Linked DNA regions of Homo sapiens: region 2 is linked to region 1. The links are chromatin loops, found by intact Hi-C in ENCODE. Cell type or tissue: mammary epithelial cell. All regions are shown on one strand. Region 1 overlaps KDM1A (lysine demethylase 1A). Region 2 has its middle 11 kb from the start of LACTBL1.

Region 1 (8,000 bases):
AGTCCCAGCTACTTGGGAGGCTGAGGCAGCCCAGCTACTTGAGCTCAGGAGGTGAAGGTTGCAGTGTGAGATTGTGCCCCTGCACTTCAGGAGCCTGGACAACAGAGGGAGACCCTGTCCTTCCCCCTGCCAAAAAAAAAAAAAAACATCTGTAGTGAGCAGCCAAATGTACTATAAAATTTGGTATTTTATCCTACATGATTTTTCTGTCATTGAAAAATAGTATTTTGCAGTAGAATGTTCAGTGACTACTTATTAAATGTATAGAAGATAACATAGCTAAGGAAGAAAACTACCATTTTTGGCAGGGAGAAGTGGAATTTAATAGAAATCATTGATTTTCATGTTAATAGTATATACTTATGAATTATACCAAGAATTGACCTATTTAGAGATACTTGGTTGAAATACTCAGGATTTAATGTGTAGATAAGTTCTTTATAATGTGAGTTATTTTTAGTCTTGGTGGTTTTGTTTTGTTTTCAGTTTTTATTTATTTTGATTTGGGAATGGGAGCTGGGGACATCAAAGCCATATAGTTTAGAAAATTTCACATTACTGAAATAAACTGTATCCACAATAGTAAGCATTTCTTCTTTTCTTGCTGTAATTTCATGCTCCACCTACAATATGGCTTTTACTATTTTTTTATTTTTTATTTTTTTTACCCAAGGAATAAATTATCCTGACAGTCTTTAATTTTGGGTATGGATTAGTTAAATGTAAGGATTGTTGATTTGATTTAGTAATGTGAGACACAATGTTTATGTCCTCATTATCTACAGTAGATGGATAGTTTTTTCTCCTGGTCTCTAAGAATAGTATTTCTTAATGTGTGGCCCATGATTGGCATTAGGCGTTTTTGCTTGACCACTTGTTAAACATGATTTTTTTCTAGGTAGTGTTTGCCATTTGAATGTCTTTGTGGAAACAGACTCCTTAATAGCTTAGCTATAATTTTCTAAGTTAACATCTTTACCTGCCTTGTTTTTTTAATTCTCCTAATCTTACTAATACCTTAGCATTAGTTTTGCTTCCATTATCAGTGCTTCCAACTTCTTGTTTTATGTGCTTTAAAATGATTATATATGGGCTGAGCATGGTGGCTCACTCCTGTAATCCCAGCACTTTGGGAGGCTGAGGTGGGTGGATCACTTGAGGCCAGGAGTTCCAGACTAGTCTAGCCAACATGGGGAAACCCTGTCTCTACAAAGAATACAAAAAACATTAGCCAGGCATGGTGGTGCATGCCTGTAGTCCCAGCTACTTGGGAGGCTGAGGCAGGAGAATCGCCTGAACCCAGAAGGCAGAGGTTGCAGTGAGCCGAGATCGCGCTACTGCACTTCCAGCCTGGGCGACAGAGTGAGACTCCCTCTCAAAAAAAAAAAAAAAAAAAAAAAATTATATATGGATATCTGGCGCCTATTTTGTTACTTATATGTAATTACTTAAATGGTATGGAATTTTGAAACTCTTTAAATTGAATCTTGATAGTTTTTATAAGCTGGTGGATAAGTACATCTATAAGGTGATTTTAGAAATACATTTGCATTTATTGTGCTTGTGTTTTTAAGATCACCTAATAAAGGTGTACTTATCCACCAATTTATAAAACTATCAAGACAATACCCAATTAATTGAAGAGTTTGAAAATAACATGTTTTTTGGGAGGTTGAGGCAGGTGGATCACCTGAGGTCAGGAGTTCGAGACAAGCCTGGCCAACATGGTGAAGCCCCGTCTCTACTAAAAATACAAAAAATTAGCCAGGCATGGGAGCGGGTGCCTGTAATCCCAGCTACTCGAGAGGCTGAGGCAGGAGAATCGCTTGAACCCAGGAGGCAGAGGTTGTAGTGAGCCAAGATCGCACCACTACACTCCAGCCTGGGCAATAAGAGTGAAACTTCGTCTCAAAAAAAAAAAAAAGAGAAGAACGTATTTTACTTGCAGTGTATAGTGTATGTATACACTATATGTATATGTGTTATAGATTATACATAGTAATATTAGTAGTATATAGTAAAGCATTTCTAATGTTTCTGCCAGCAAATGTAAATTCCTTGCATTCTTCTGTCTTATTGTTGTCTGCTTAATTTCTCTCACTGCTTGCCAGCGTTGAATTATGATTACTAATGGATGATACTGTTGATGGGATTGTGATTTTCTGCTGTTGATTATTAAAGTCATCTTTCTGTTTCATGCTGTAATCCTAAAAGAAGGCATGTGATTGTGTTTTTCGCTCCACAGCTTCTTTTGCTTTCCTGTTAGTGCATTTTCCTTTATTCTGGTTCTTTAGTTTTAAATTTTATTGTACACCTGTCAGTAGTGCTAATTTTAATTAGATCATCTAATATGATAAAGTTATTTTATGGACAAAGAAACTATTTTAAATGCTTTGTCTTATAAGGTAGTTGTTTCACTCAGTAAAGTATAAACTTTGGAATGTTAAGCTCAAATAAGTGGCTAATATCTAAGGAAGTTTCAGCTTTTGAGACAATTGAAAATTTTTTAAAAAGGTCAGTCTGTGAGTGAGGCAAAGGAATTTAAGCGTCATCACTACCCGTTTTGTATTCACTTGCACTTTTCCTAGATGTCCTTTGCTTTCTTCGTTAGGTGTGGAGGGCGCAGCTTTCCAGAGCCGACTTCCTCATGACCGGATGACTTCTCAAGAAGCAGCCTGTTTTCCAGATATTATCAGTGGACCACAACAGACCCAGAAGGTTTTTCTTTTCATTAGAAACCGCACAGTAAGTTTCCATTTCAGCTTTTTCACCTGGATTATAAAAAGTATATATGGCTTTGATAGAGAATATGGGAAAAATAAAAAGAGAAGAAAGAATTCTAAAATTATCTATAATACTATTATTACCCAGAGATAACCTTTGTTAATAGTTATTTTTCATTTGGGTATTTAAAAAATGTATATATAATTTTTGTTTTCATAAAATTGAGATCCTTCTTGGATACATTCTTTTGGATCCCTTTTATACTTCACAACCTCATAAATACACATTAAGAATATTTATTTAGGCTGGGCGTGGTGGCTCACACCTGTAATCCCAGCACTTAGGGAGGCCAAGGCAGGTGGATCACCTGAGGTTAAGGGTTCGAGACCACCCTGGCCAACATGGCAAAACCCTTTCTCTACTAAAAATACAAAAATTATCTGGGCATGGTGGCAGGCACATGTAGTCCCAGCTACTTGAGAGGCTGAAGCAGGAGAATCGCTTGAACCTAGGAGGTGGAGGTTGCAGTGAGCCGAGATCGTGCCACTGCACTCCATCCAGCCTGGGCAACAGAGTAGAGTCCATTTCAAAAAAAAACAAAAACCTTTAAGCATTAAAAAATAATAATAATAATCACTTTGTCCTTCCCTCTGAAGAGAAATCTTTACCCTGTTCTGCTCATCTTGTTCAGCCTCTTCCTCTGGCTGAATGATTTAACTTCAGTGTCTGCATAATATTTTGTCTGACAGTTGGGTTATAATTTGACTGCTGGACATTTGTTGCCGATTTTGCTTTATTATAATTAACTCTGGACAGTCTTATGCATTCTTGACTCTACCTATTATTTCCTTATGATAGAATTATAGAAGGAAAACTACGTTGTCAAAGGGTTATGAACACTTTTAAATGTTTTGGACATATTGCCAGATTGCTTCCCAGAAAGGCTGAACCAGTCAACCCCTCCCCTCCGCATTGCCCTGCCCATTTTTATTAAAACAGTGATAATCTATGCTCCTATAATTGGCCAAAACCATCTCAGTTCTTTTTCATTTCTTGGATTACTGACTGCTTTTCACATTAGTCATTTGTATTTCTTCTGTAAATTTTTCTTTCATATCTTTTATTCATCAGGAATTCTTATTTAGCCAGAGAGTAAATGGATGAGGGAAAGGTGCTATTCAGAACATGCTCATGTTACTCTAGGGTGGTACAACGCAGAAGAAATTAACCTTGTGATTCAGCTAACTTGAATATGAATATAGCTCAGAGATGTCATTGATATGTCTGCTTTTTAGCCACCACCAGCTTCTTTGTTTTGGCTATTAGATTGCAAAACCACTGCTTAATTTCGATTGTTAAAGCAATTGATAGGTTATCCTGGGTTTTTGTAAAACAGAAAAGAACAGTGAAGAAAAGATGGTGAGTTTTTTAAAAAGTGAACAGAAAATTCTTAGTGTGTAGTCGCTGATTTGTCTTATAATTGAATCAGTTTCTGTGTATAGCATATCAACATTTGCTCTAAGTGGATTTTTTTTTAGACAAAATTGTCATTTTTTTGTTTGTTTGTTTTATCTGAAGAGAGTTTTCACTTTTTACTTAGATTTGAGCGATGGATTTACAGGGATCTCTGTCTTTTCTGATTCACCAAAAATCCAGATTTGGGGAAGGGTTTCCCGATGTTAGATTTGTGGTCTCTGGCTGTGAAACAGAATGTAAATCAACCTCTACTGCAAGAATTTTATCAGTTCTCTAGTCTTAAACTATAATACTTTAAAACTGCAACTTTAGGATTATTGAACTAGACTGTGACCTAAGTGTTATTTTGTAGGAGGAGGAGGAGGAAGACTTGTGTTGGGAGTGAGGAACTTGGGCCCAGTGTGTACTTGAGGAAATCCATTTACCTTACAGTGGCCACAGAGTAGAGTATCTGTGTGGATTTGGTCATAATCCCTTAGTAATTTGGTTTATTTACATATAGCCAAATTAATTTCTTCTTGGTTGAAAGTTGTCTTATAGAGCAGTCTTTATTAATTTTTAGCTAAGACTTAAATATAGTAGTGTTTAGTTTGTCATGCATTTTGCAAGTATATACTCACTTTGAAGAGAATTCATTTTAGAGCCCATTGATTGTACCATATGTTTTTTTATGTCTCATCTGTTTTTTCAGCAGTATTTGAAATAATTGACTGCTCCTTTCTTCTGAAACACAGTACTTCCTTGGATTTGATAACTCAGTATCTGGTTTTTCTCCTGCCTCTCTGGGTGTCTTCTCTGATTGCTTTGTAAGATGATCCTTAACAATTGGCCATTATGTGGACTATTTGGAGTTCCTTCTCCTCTTGCCCTATTTTTTCCTCTAGGAACCCTTCTCAATGCATTTGACTTCAGTTATTACCCATAAGCAGATGACTCCAGACCTTCTCTCTCTTCTGAGCTCCAGACCCTATATCCATCTATTTTATATTTCTTCTTGTTATCTTGGAGCTAAACTCATTATCTTATTTCTTCTTTCAGTGATTCCATTCAGTGTCTGGCGTACCAACTCGCTTAGTTGTACCAAAATGGAGATGTTGTCCTTGACACCTTTCTCCCCAACCTCGACATATCTAGTTGATCATTAGATTTTTGTGGATTTTATCCACTTAGTATCTCTGGAGTCATATAACCCAGGTTTGAATGCTAGTTGCTCCCTTCTAGCTCTATGGATTTGGCAAGTTACTAGGTGGTTTTCTCTTTTAGGCTAAATAACCCCAGCTTCTTCAGTAATTTACTTATTTGATATGGCTTTGTGTTCATCAGTTTCTTTTTCAGGAGTATAACGTCACTGTTTTAATTAAAGGAAAGCCCATGTTTGGGGCCTTAAAGTTAAAAGGATGATTTTATTTATTTTTATTTTTATTTTTTGAGGTAAGCTCTTGCTCTGTTGCCCAGGCTGTAGTACAGTGGTACGATCATGGCTCACTGCAGCCTCGACGTCCCGGGCTCAAGCAGTCCTTCTGCCTTAGCCTCCTAAGTAGCTGGGACTACAGGCATGTGCCACCATACCCAGCCAGTTTTTATATTTTTAGTTGAGATGGGGTCTCACTATATTGCCTAAGCTGGTCTCAAACTCCTGGGCTCAAGTGATCCTTCCACCTCAGCCTCCCAAACTGCTGGGATTATAGGTGTGAGCCACTGCAGCCAGCTAAAAGATGATTTTAAAGATAGTCAAATAACATATGTCTATTTGTATGTAATACAATTTATGTCATTTAAATGCAGCTGCAGTTGTGGTTGGATAATCCAAAGATTCAGCTGACATTTGAGGCTACTCTCCAACAATTAGAAGCACCTTATAACAGTAAGTAGTGTGTTCAATAGGACTAATTTGTACTGGATTGTGAAAATTGATACGTTCTTCTAGGAGCCTCATGGTTCCTTGATAATTAATTTTTTCATTCATATTTCCATGTTATTTCACCTTGTGCTGTGCAAAAATAAGTCTTATAGAAAACCTGTTTTCTATGTTTTTATTCATCTTCTGGTCTTTAAATTGTGTTAACAGATGAGTTCAAGAGATTGCTAAGTACTCTTCCTAGACCTGTTGTCCAGCTTTGATCCATGGAATACTTCGGCGCTTCATGGCTCACTATCTGGTTTTCTTATTTCAGACTTGGCACCAACAATGTCTTGTGATGTTTTTGCCAAAGTAAATGAGTGTTATAACTACTTTGTGAAGGTTTGGTTTTATTCTCATTCCATTTGTGGTGGAATGAAATTCTTAAAAATTTTAAATTAGACAGACACAGTGATGTGCACCTATAGTCCCAGCTACTCAGGAGGCTAAGGTGGGAGGATTTCTTGAGCCCAGGAGTTTGAGTTCAGCCTGGGCAACATAGTGAGACCCCTATCTCTCAAAAAAATTAAAAATTAAATCAATACAATTCCAAATTATGTGTTACACATTTTGGCCTGCTTCACAGACTAATAGTTCTAAGAATCACATTGATTGAGTGAGTGAGTGATTGACAGTGTCTCCTTCTGTTGCCCAGGCTGGAGTGCAGTGGCGCATTCACAGCTTACCTCAGCCTTGATCTGCCAGGCACCATCATGCATGGCTAATTCTTTGTTTTTTTGTAGAGTCGGGGTCTTTACAGTGATTTATTTATTTTTTGAGATCTGATCTAGCCTGGGCTAGAGCGTACAGGTACAGTCATAGCTCCCTGTAGCTAGGAACTCCTGGGCTCAGGTGATCCTCCTTCCTCAGCCCCCCAAGTAACTAGGACTATGGGCATGCACCATCATACATGGCTAATTTTTTGTTTTTTATAGAGACAGGGTCTTGCTGTGTTTCCCAGGCTGGTCTTGAACTCCTGGCCTCAAGTGATCCTATCACTTCAGTCTCCCAAAGCCACTAAGATTGTGTGCATCAGCCACCGTGCCCAGCCTTAGAATTACTTTTTTAAAGGAGTCACATGACTTGAAGCTTAATGGTTTTAAGGACTTCATGATGGAGAAATGGAAGAGTTAGAAGAATATTGTTTAAACTGCTGAAAATAAAACCGTGTTTTTAATCCACTTATTCTGTAGGTGATACTGTGCTTGTCCACCGAGTTCACAGTTATTTAGAGCGTCATGGTCTTATCAACTTCGGCATCTATAAGAGGATAAAACCCCTACCAAGTAAGGACCTCCTACCTGGCTGATAAATTTTACATTTTTAAGTTACGGTTTCAGGACTGTATTTTATATCTATGATGACGTTAGGATTTTATTTTGATTCATAAGACTATATTTAAAAATATTTCCAAGTTTATCTTCTTAAAGTCAAGTTAAATATAATAAATAAATAATAAAAAATATAGTCTCTTAATAAATGTGCATTTCCCTTAATTTCTAGTTTGATAGCTACTTAGTAAAAGATACTGGATTTCCAATTTAAAAAAAAGAATAAAACAGTACAATTTGTTAAAAATGAGAGGAGTTCATTCTGAGGTTTTTCTCTCATTGACCCATTCTTTATGTTGTCAATAGTTGATTTTTTAATGCTTTAATCATTTTTTCAAAAGGAGACTTAAGACTACAAGGTTAGAGGTTAAGGGAAATAGCTTATATGCAGAATGTGTCCTAATGTAATTATGAAGTAAATGAAGCAGATTATTAACAAATTAACTAAGAATCACAGATACTGAAACACATGCCTGAGGTAATGAGAAAATAAATCTTAAGATAGTGGATTTGATTTATAAATGTTCGACACTGAATTTGAATTCATAAGTTTCAGATATTTGTTAATT
Region 2 (8,000 bases), 68 kb before region 1:
CCAAAAATAAAAATAAATTAAAAATAAAATAATATATGTCATGGTAAAATAAATAGAGCTGGGTAAGAGGGGTAGATTAGAGTATTAAATTGGGAGATCAGAATGGGCCTCATTGAGAAAGAAGCATTTAGCAAATCACCTAAGGGAAATAAGAGAGTTAGCTATATGGACAACAGAGGAATAGTGTTCACAGTAGAGGGAACAGCCAGTGCTCAGGCCTTAGGGTGGAATGTGCCTGGTGTGTTAAAAGAATAGCAAGGAAGCCAGTGGCTGGAGCAGACTAAGCAAAGGGCAAAGTAGTAGGTGAGGTAGGGAAGTAAGAGGTCAGGATGGTCACATAGAACCTTCTAGGCCACAGGAAGGACTTTGGCTCCCCTCTGAGTGAAGTGGGAGCCTTTGCAGAGTTTGAAAGCAGAGGAGTAGCACAATCTGACTCACATTTTTTTTAAGGCAGGGTCTTACTCTGTTGCCCAGGCTGGAGTGTAGTGGTATGATCATAGCTCACTGCAGCCTCAAACACCTGGGTTCAAGGGATCCTCCCACCTCGGCCTCCCAAAACACTGGGATTACAGGCACCCGGCCATGACTCATATTTTTATTTATTTTGTTTCCTTTTTTTTTTTTTTTTTTTTGAGACAGGGTCTTGCTTTGTCACCGAGGCAATGGCGCAATCACAGCTCACTGCAACTTCAACCTCCTGGGCTCAAGTGATCCTCCCACCTCAGTCTTCTGGGCAACTGAGACTACTGGTGTGCACCACTTTGCCTGGCTAATTGTTTGATTATTTGTAGAGATGGAGTCTTGCTATGTTGACCAGTCTGGTCTCAAACTCCTGGGCTCAAGCCATTGTCCCACCTTGGCCTTCCAAAGTGCTAGGATTACAGGCATGAGCCACCACGCCCAGCTGACACTTTTTGTTTTATTACTTATTTATTTATTTATTTATTTATTTATTTATTTATTTATTTATTTTGAGATGGAGTCTTGCTCTGTTGCCCAGGCTGGAGTGCAGTGGCGCAATCTCGGCTCACTGCAACCTCCTTCTCCAGGTTCAAGCGGTTCTCCTGCCTCAGCCTTCCAAGTGGACGGGATTACAGGCACGCACCACCACAGCTTGCTAATTTTTGTATTTTTAGTAGAGGTGGGGTTTCACCAAGTTGGCCAGGCTGGTCTCAAGCTCCTGACCTCGGGTGATCCACCTGCTTCAGCCTCCCAAAGTGCTGGGATTATAGGCATGAGTCACCATGCCCAGCTGACTTATTTTTAAAGGAGCACTCTGGTTCAAGGCCACCCTGGGCAGCATAGTGAGACCTTGTTCTCTGCAAAAACTACAAAAATTATCCAGGTGTGGTGGCACATGCCTGTCTCAAAAAGATTTTTAAATTATTAAAATAAAATAAAGGTGCACTCTGGCTTCAGTGCTGATAACTGGCTAGAGGGCAGAAGTGGGAGTGGGGAGGCCAGTTGAGATTGCCACTCTTGTTCAGGCGAGGTATGGTGGTGGCTTGGACCTCAGCAGGGACAGTGGGAAAGTGTCAGATTCTGGATATACAGTTGTCCCTCTGTCTCCATGGGGATTGGTTTCAGGACCCCTCCACAGATGCTTAAGCCCTAATGTAAAATGACATAATATTTGCATATCACTGACACACATCCTCCTGCATACTTTAAATCATCTCCAGATTACTTATAACACTTAACACAATGTAAATGCTATATACTTAGTTGTTATACTGTATTGTTTAGGGAATAACGACGAGAAAAAAGAAGTCTGGGCCAGGCACGTGGTGGCTCATGCCTGTAATCCCAGGACTTTGGGAGGCTGAGGCAGGTGGAGGTCAGGAGTTTGAGTCCAGCCAGGCCAACATGGCGAAACCCCATCTCTACCAAAAATACAAAAATTAGCCAGGTGTGGTGGCGGGTGCTTGTAAGCCCAGCTACTCAGGAGACTGAGGCAGGAGAATCGCTTGAACCTGGGAGGCAGAGGTTGCAGTGAGCTAAGATCAGGCCATGGCACTCCAGCCTGGGTGACACAGCAAGACTCCATCTCAAAAAAAAAAAAAAAAAGAAAAGAAAATCACTGGCATTTAGATGATATGTACAGCCATCACCAAGGTAGTGAGATGGAGAAAAGAAGGGATCTGAGGACAGAGCTCTAAAGTGCGAGAGATGTGGGCATTAAGTGAAGGCAAATACCACAAAGTCATTAAGTGTGGGCTCAGAAAAGCCTTTACTGGAGAAACGCACAAACAGAGGGTGGAAGCCGAATGAGGCATTGAGTTGTTCAACCGCTCATCATTGTTTGGAGAGAGGTAGAGGGAACCAGGGCACAGCAGGAGACACCGTGGAGTGTGCTCCAGAAGGGGAACCCCACCTTGCTAGCTACTCTACTTTTTGTATAGGCAATTGTGAGGTTAGTCTTGTAAGTAAAGAAAAACAGGTCCAAGCTTAGACTCTAGGGGAATTGCTTACAGTGCTGAGGACACCTGGAGCCCCTGTGGGATGTAGAGGCCAGGTAGAGTCATTTCTGCTTTTGGGAAAGGCGCCCTCTCTGGAATCCATCTGCTATCTGTTTGCTAGGAGCCTGGAGTGAGCCCCCAGGGGCTTCCTATACAGTGCAACTTGGTTTTCCAAGGTTCATCCCCTTATCTACGGGCTCATCAAACATGGGACTCACCAAATATAAGCATGCCCAACAGGAGTAGAAATCAATTGGGCTTATAATGGGATTTCCAGTGATTGTTGGCAATGCTGGAGGAGACACTGCAGAAGGAGGGAGGCCTGGAGTCATAGTACAAACCCACCATGGAGGCCTGAGGCACCTGGACATGGAGACCATGTGAAGTCTGAGGAAAGAGCCCAAGGCTCAGACAGAGGAGTAGCCTGGAGCCATGAGGCATGTTCCCGTGGTAGCTTTGGGCTTCTGGACTTAGCCAAAGGTATTCATCCAGAAACAGCAGAGGATATTGTCCAGTGAAGCTAGCTACTCTCCTGGCTGGCCAAAAAGAGTGCAAAGCTATGTGGTTATCCCGCATGACCTGAGTTCATGATAACCTCGCCAGTGAGAACCTTGGCTGTCCCTGTGGCAATTCCCTTCAGGATACCTGAGCCCCTGTGGATTGTAGATTCTACCTATAATAGGAGGAAAATCTGCATAAAATGGTGAAATCTATGTACTGAATACCCAGGAATGTCTTGTCAAAAGCACTAGAGGCTGGGACTGGGAACACTGCTGTGCCCACAGGTCTTGGGTTATCATGAGGGCTCATATGCAGGTGGTATTCTTTCCAAACAGAAAGCAAGGAAGGACCTATATCCAGAGTACAAATCAAGTCCTGGGGGATACACAGGACTGCTCAATATTCTGCCAGTTCACCTCCACACCTTCCATGCAGGGGATGGGAACATGGTTGTGCCATTTGTAGCTGTGGCCTGATTTCTCCCAACTAAATTCCCCCTGTGAACCAAAAATATCTGAGACAGGTCTCAATCAATTTAGAAAGTTTATTTTGCCAAGGTTAAGGACGCACCCATGACACAGCCTCAGGAGGTCCTGACAACATGTGCCCAACGTGGTCGGGGCGCAGCTTGGTTTTATACATTTTAGGGAGACATGAGATATTAATCGATTATGTAAGATGTATGTTGGTTCAGTCCAGAAAGGCAGGACAACTCGAAGCGGGGAGGGGGCTTCCAGGTCATAGGTAGGTAAGAGACAAACGATTGCATTCTTTTGAGTTTCTGATTAGCCTTTCACTGAATATACAATTAACTCATGAGAGGAGCATAGAGGTATAGTCACTTATGCCTTAGTCTGGCTTAGTGAAACAATAGGGCAAAGGAAGCAATCAGATATGCATTTGTCTCATGTGAGCAGAGGGATGACTTTGAGTTCTGTTTGTCCTTTATTCACAAGGAATTTCCTTGTGGGCAAATTGTGAGAGAGGTAGGCAGTTTTGTTTTTTTTTTATTTGTTTGAGACAGAGTCTCCCTCTCTTGCCCAGGCTGGAGTGCCCTGGCATGATCTTGGCTCACTTCACCTACCAGGTTCAAGCAATTCTCCCTGCCTCAGCCTCCCAAGTAGCTGGGATTACAGGTGCCCGCCACCACGTCCGGCTAATTTTTGTATTTTTAGTAGAGACGGGGTTTCACCATGTTGGCCAGGCTGGTCTCGAACTCCTGACCTCAGGTGATCCACCTGCCTCAGCCTTGCAAAGGGCTGGGATTATAGGTGTGAGCCACTGTGCCTGGCCATATGTAGCTTTTTAATCTTTGTAGGAATAGAATGAGAGGTGGGTTTGCCTAACAGTTCCCAGCTTGACTTTTTCCTTTGGCTTAGTAGTTTTGGGATCCCAAGATTTATTTTCCTTTCACACCCTAAAGCACAGCAGTTTTTGGCAATGGCCAGCTAGGAGCAATTCCCTTGCCATGGTCAGAGAGGGAGACACCAACAAGGTCTCCCATAGCTGGGTATGGAGGACAGGGGTAGTGGTGGTGATACGTTCAATACTGTAGGTTTGTGGAATGGAGCCTGGCCTAGGCAGCTGCTAGAGGCTGTTGAAGCTTTTTCTGTCTGAACCTGGAAGAGCAGGTGAGAGGTTATTTACTCTTCGACCCTGATCTGTTTCCTGATATCGCTTGCGTATGTTCTTGCTACATCAGCTGAGGCTTGTCATGTCCCCAGAATCAGCCAAACGATCTGTACTTTTTCTTAGAGCATTGACCTCACAGGAACCCAGCAGTCACTATTCTGCCCTCAAAGGCAATCCCTTGAGACTGAGGATGGTGGTTGCAGAGCAGAAGGAACCTGTTGCACAGGCATAGTGACCACAGCAATGTTCTCCATTTGCAGAGGAGATGGATGGTAGGAACACTGCCTTCCTCTAGGTAAAGGCAGTGTCAGAGTTGCCTGCCCAGGGTGTGTGTCCATCAAGTGCCCTTCAAAAAAGGAAAAAAAGGCCAGTCGTGGTGGCTCACGCTTGTAATCCCAGCACTTTGGGAGGCTGAGGTGGGCGGATCACCTGAGGTCAGGAGGCCGAGACCAGCCTGGCCAAAATGATGAAACCCTGTCTCTACTTAAAAAGAATACAAAAATTAGCCAGGCGTGGTAGCAGGCGCCTGTAATCCCAGCAGGCACCTGTAATCGGGAGGCTGAGGCAGGAGAATTGCTTGAACCCGGGAGGCGGAGGTTGCAGTGAGCCGAGATCGCGCCATTGCACTCCAGCTTGGGGGACAAGAGCGAGACTTCGTCTGAAAACAAACAAACAAAAAAAAAGGAAAAAAAAAGACCCAAAGTCATGTCCACCCAGTTAGCCTCAACTAGAGCAATGTGAACTTACCAGCCAATGGTCAAAGTTCTTGCTCAAAAAAGAAGGGGCAGTTAGGGACAGAGATTCTGGGGTCCTGGCACATTGAGTAGACTCTTCCCCATCCCATGTGCCTGCAAAGAATGATGAAGTAGTGGCTGATATAGCTGCTCCCGTAACCAGCCATACTAAAGCTTGATTCTACCCGCCACCTGCAAGTGGAAAGGAGAATTCCATGTTGAAATGGAATTCAGGGCCCAAAGCTGTAAACAGCATTCTATTGTCAGCTTGTGTCATACCAGGAAACTCTAACACATGACAAAGATAATCATCACAGTCTTAAGAGTTTGGGTGCTATCGGCCAGGCGTGGTGGCTCATGCCTGTAATCCCAGCACTTTGGGAGGCCGAGGCGGCTGGATCACGAGGTCAGGAGTTTGAGACCAGCCTGGCCAACATGGTGAAACCTCGTCTCTACTAAAAATACAAAAATTAGCTGGGCGTGGTGGCGCATGCCCGTAATCCCAGCTACTCAGGAGGCTGAGGCAGGAGAATCGCTTGAAACCAGAAGGCGGAGGTTGCAGTGAGCTAAGATCACGCCACTGCACTCCAGCCTGGGCATAAGAGTGAAACTCCATCTCAAAAAAAAAAAAAAAAAAAAAAAAAAGAGTTTGGATGCTATCTGCTTGTTGGAAAAGAACAACAGCCACTTATATATCTATAGCATGCCCATGGTAATCAGAATACATTGTAACCAACTATCAATTGTGAATTGGTCAGACAACAAGTTATTATGCCTAGTTCACTTTGAGCCATAGGCCAATGTTGCTGGCAAGTAATACACTCTCCATGAGCACCAGCATCTTCTTCATAGGTCAAATGAATCCTTATTGGGTCACCTCAGACCTCCATGGAGATTTGGCTATTACAGTAGATCCAAGCACGGATCTAGTGCACCAAAGGGGATGTGACGCCCCATCATCTTGATCAGCTTTTTCATTCCAGATGCTCTCTTCGAGATGCAGTGCCTTATTGTGGCTTGTGTATATGTCACATGCAGATTGAGTTTGTGGTTGAATTGCTGCATTTGTTTCCGTGGCAGGGATTACCATATAAATAACTGGGGTCTGTCATGTCCCCGGGGATCAGTCAATGATCTGTAAAGGAAACCTGAAAGAGGAGAATCATGTAGAGGGAGGCTCCCTGGGACCCAACCAGCCCAAAACTTGCCTAAGGTGAGCCCACAGGAGGAAGCTGGGGGAGTAACCACTTCAACCTCCTCCTTCCCTCCAATCTTTTTCCAGAGATCCCCTGTTGGCCAAACCCAACTGGAAGCCACAGTGCAAGGGAACACAATGATGTAATTCATACAGATTGGCCCACTGGCAGAAGAAGCAGGGGAGGGATGGAGAGTGGACCTGGAACAGCAAGAAGAAGAAAACTGACACACGAGAGAGAGGTGTGACTCAAAATAGGAAGGTGAAGGGAGTCCTCACTAAGAAGAAGTTATTCGAGCAAAGATCTGAAGGAGTGCAGTAACCCATCTGCTATGGCCTGAATGTGTCACCCAAAATTAGTGTGTTGGAAACTTAATCCCCAGTGCAATAGTTATACAACACAGAAATATATAGCCTTCTGGGAGGTGGTTAGGTCATGAGGGCTCTGCCCTCAAGAATGGATTAATACCATCATGAAAGGGCTTGACAGAGGGAGTTTGTTCCCTTTTGCCTTTCCACCTTCTGCAGTGTGAAGACACAGCATTCCTTCCTTCCAGAGGACACAGAGTTCAAGGCGCCATCTTGAAAGCAGACACCGGGCCCTCACTAGACATTGAATCTATGGTGCCTTGTTCTTGGACTTCCCAGCCTTCAGCACTGTGAGAAATACATTTCTGTTCTTATGAATTACCCAGTCTGTCAAGGATTGCTTAAGTCCAGGAGTTTGAGGCCAGCCTGGGCAACATAGCAAGACCCCATATCAAGAAAAAATATTACCCAATCTGTGGTATTTTGCTATAGCAGCACAAAATGGACTACGTCAGAAACTGGTAGCAGAGGAGTGGGGTGTTGCTATAATAAACACCTAAAAACATAGAAGTGGCTTTGGAACTGGGTCATGGGTAGAGGCTGAAAACAGTTTTTTTATTGTTGGTTTTTGTTTGTTTGTTTGTTTTTTGTTTGAGATGGAGTCTCACTTTGTCACTGAGGCTGGAGTGCAATGGCACAATCTCAGCTCACTGCAACCTCAGCCTCCCGGGTTCAAGGGATTTTCTCACCTCAGCCTCCCAAGTAGCTGGGATTACAGGCACACACCTGGCTTTTTTTTTTTTTTTTTTTTTTTTTTTTTTTTTGTAGAGACAGGATTTTGCCATGTTGCCCAAGCTGGTCTTGGAACTCCTGGACTCAAGTGATACCCCCGCCTCAGCCTCACAAAGTGCTGGGATTACAGGCGTGAGCCACCACACTCGGCCTTTATTTACCATTGACTCCAGATCTTTTCTTTTTTTCTTTTTTTTTTAGATGGAGTCTTGCTCTGTTGCCCAGGCTGGAGTGCAGTGGCACGATCTTGGCTCACTGCAACCTTCACCTCCCAGGTTCAAGCTATTCTCCTGCCTCAGCCTCCCAAGTAGCTGGGATTACAGGCGCCCAACACCACTCCTGGCTAATTTTTCTATTTTTGATAGAGACCGAGTTTTG

Evidence for each region. A loop is a pair of places that touch in the nucleus more often than their neighbours do. Peaks named below come from ENCODE experiments on the same cell type or tissue, not always from the same donor. Only the 100,000 strongest peaks of a DNase experiment are listed, where the experiment ranks them.
Region 2: a loop joins it to region 1, with 7 times the contacts of the local background. A loop is called at or near these places in 5 of 110 quality-filtered maps.

Annotation. Positions count from the first base shown.
Region 1 is chr1:23,047,776-23,055,775 of GRCh38, forward strand. It overlaps KDM1A (lysine demethylase 1A), which reads left to right. Exons shown (of 21, transcript NM_001009999.3): 4 at 2,612-2,745; 5 at 5,986-6,064; 6 at 7,294-7,386. Among named protein-coding and RNA genes, the nearest start is that of MIR3115, 7.5 kb to the left of the region's middle. In mammary epithelial cell, no CTCF peak of the experiment used is centred here; no DNase peak of the experiment used is centred here; H3K27ac peaks cover 188 bases.
Region 2 is chr1:22,979,385-22,987,384 of GRCh38, forward strand. No RefSeq gene overlaps it. Among named protein-coding and RNA genes, the nearest start is that of LACTBL1, 11 kb to the left of the region's middle. In mammary epithelial cell, no CTCF peak of the experiment used is centred here; no DNase peak of the experiment used is centred here.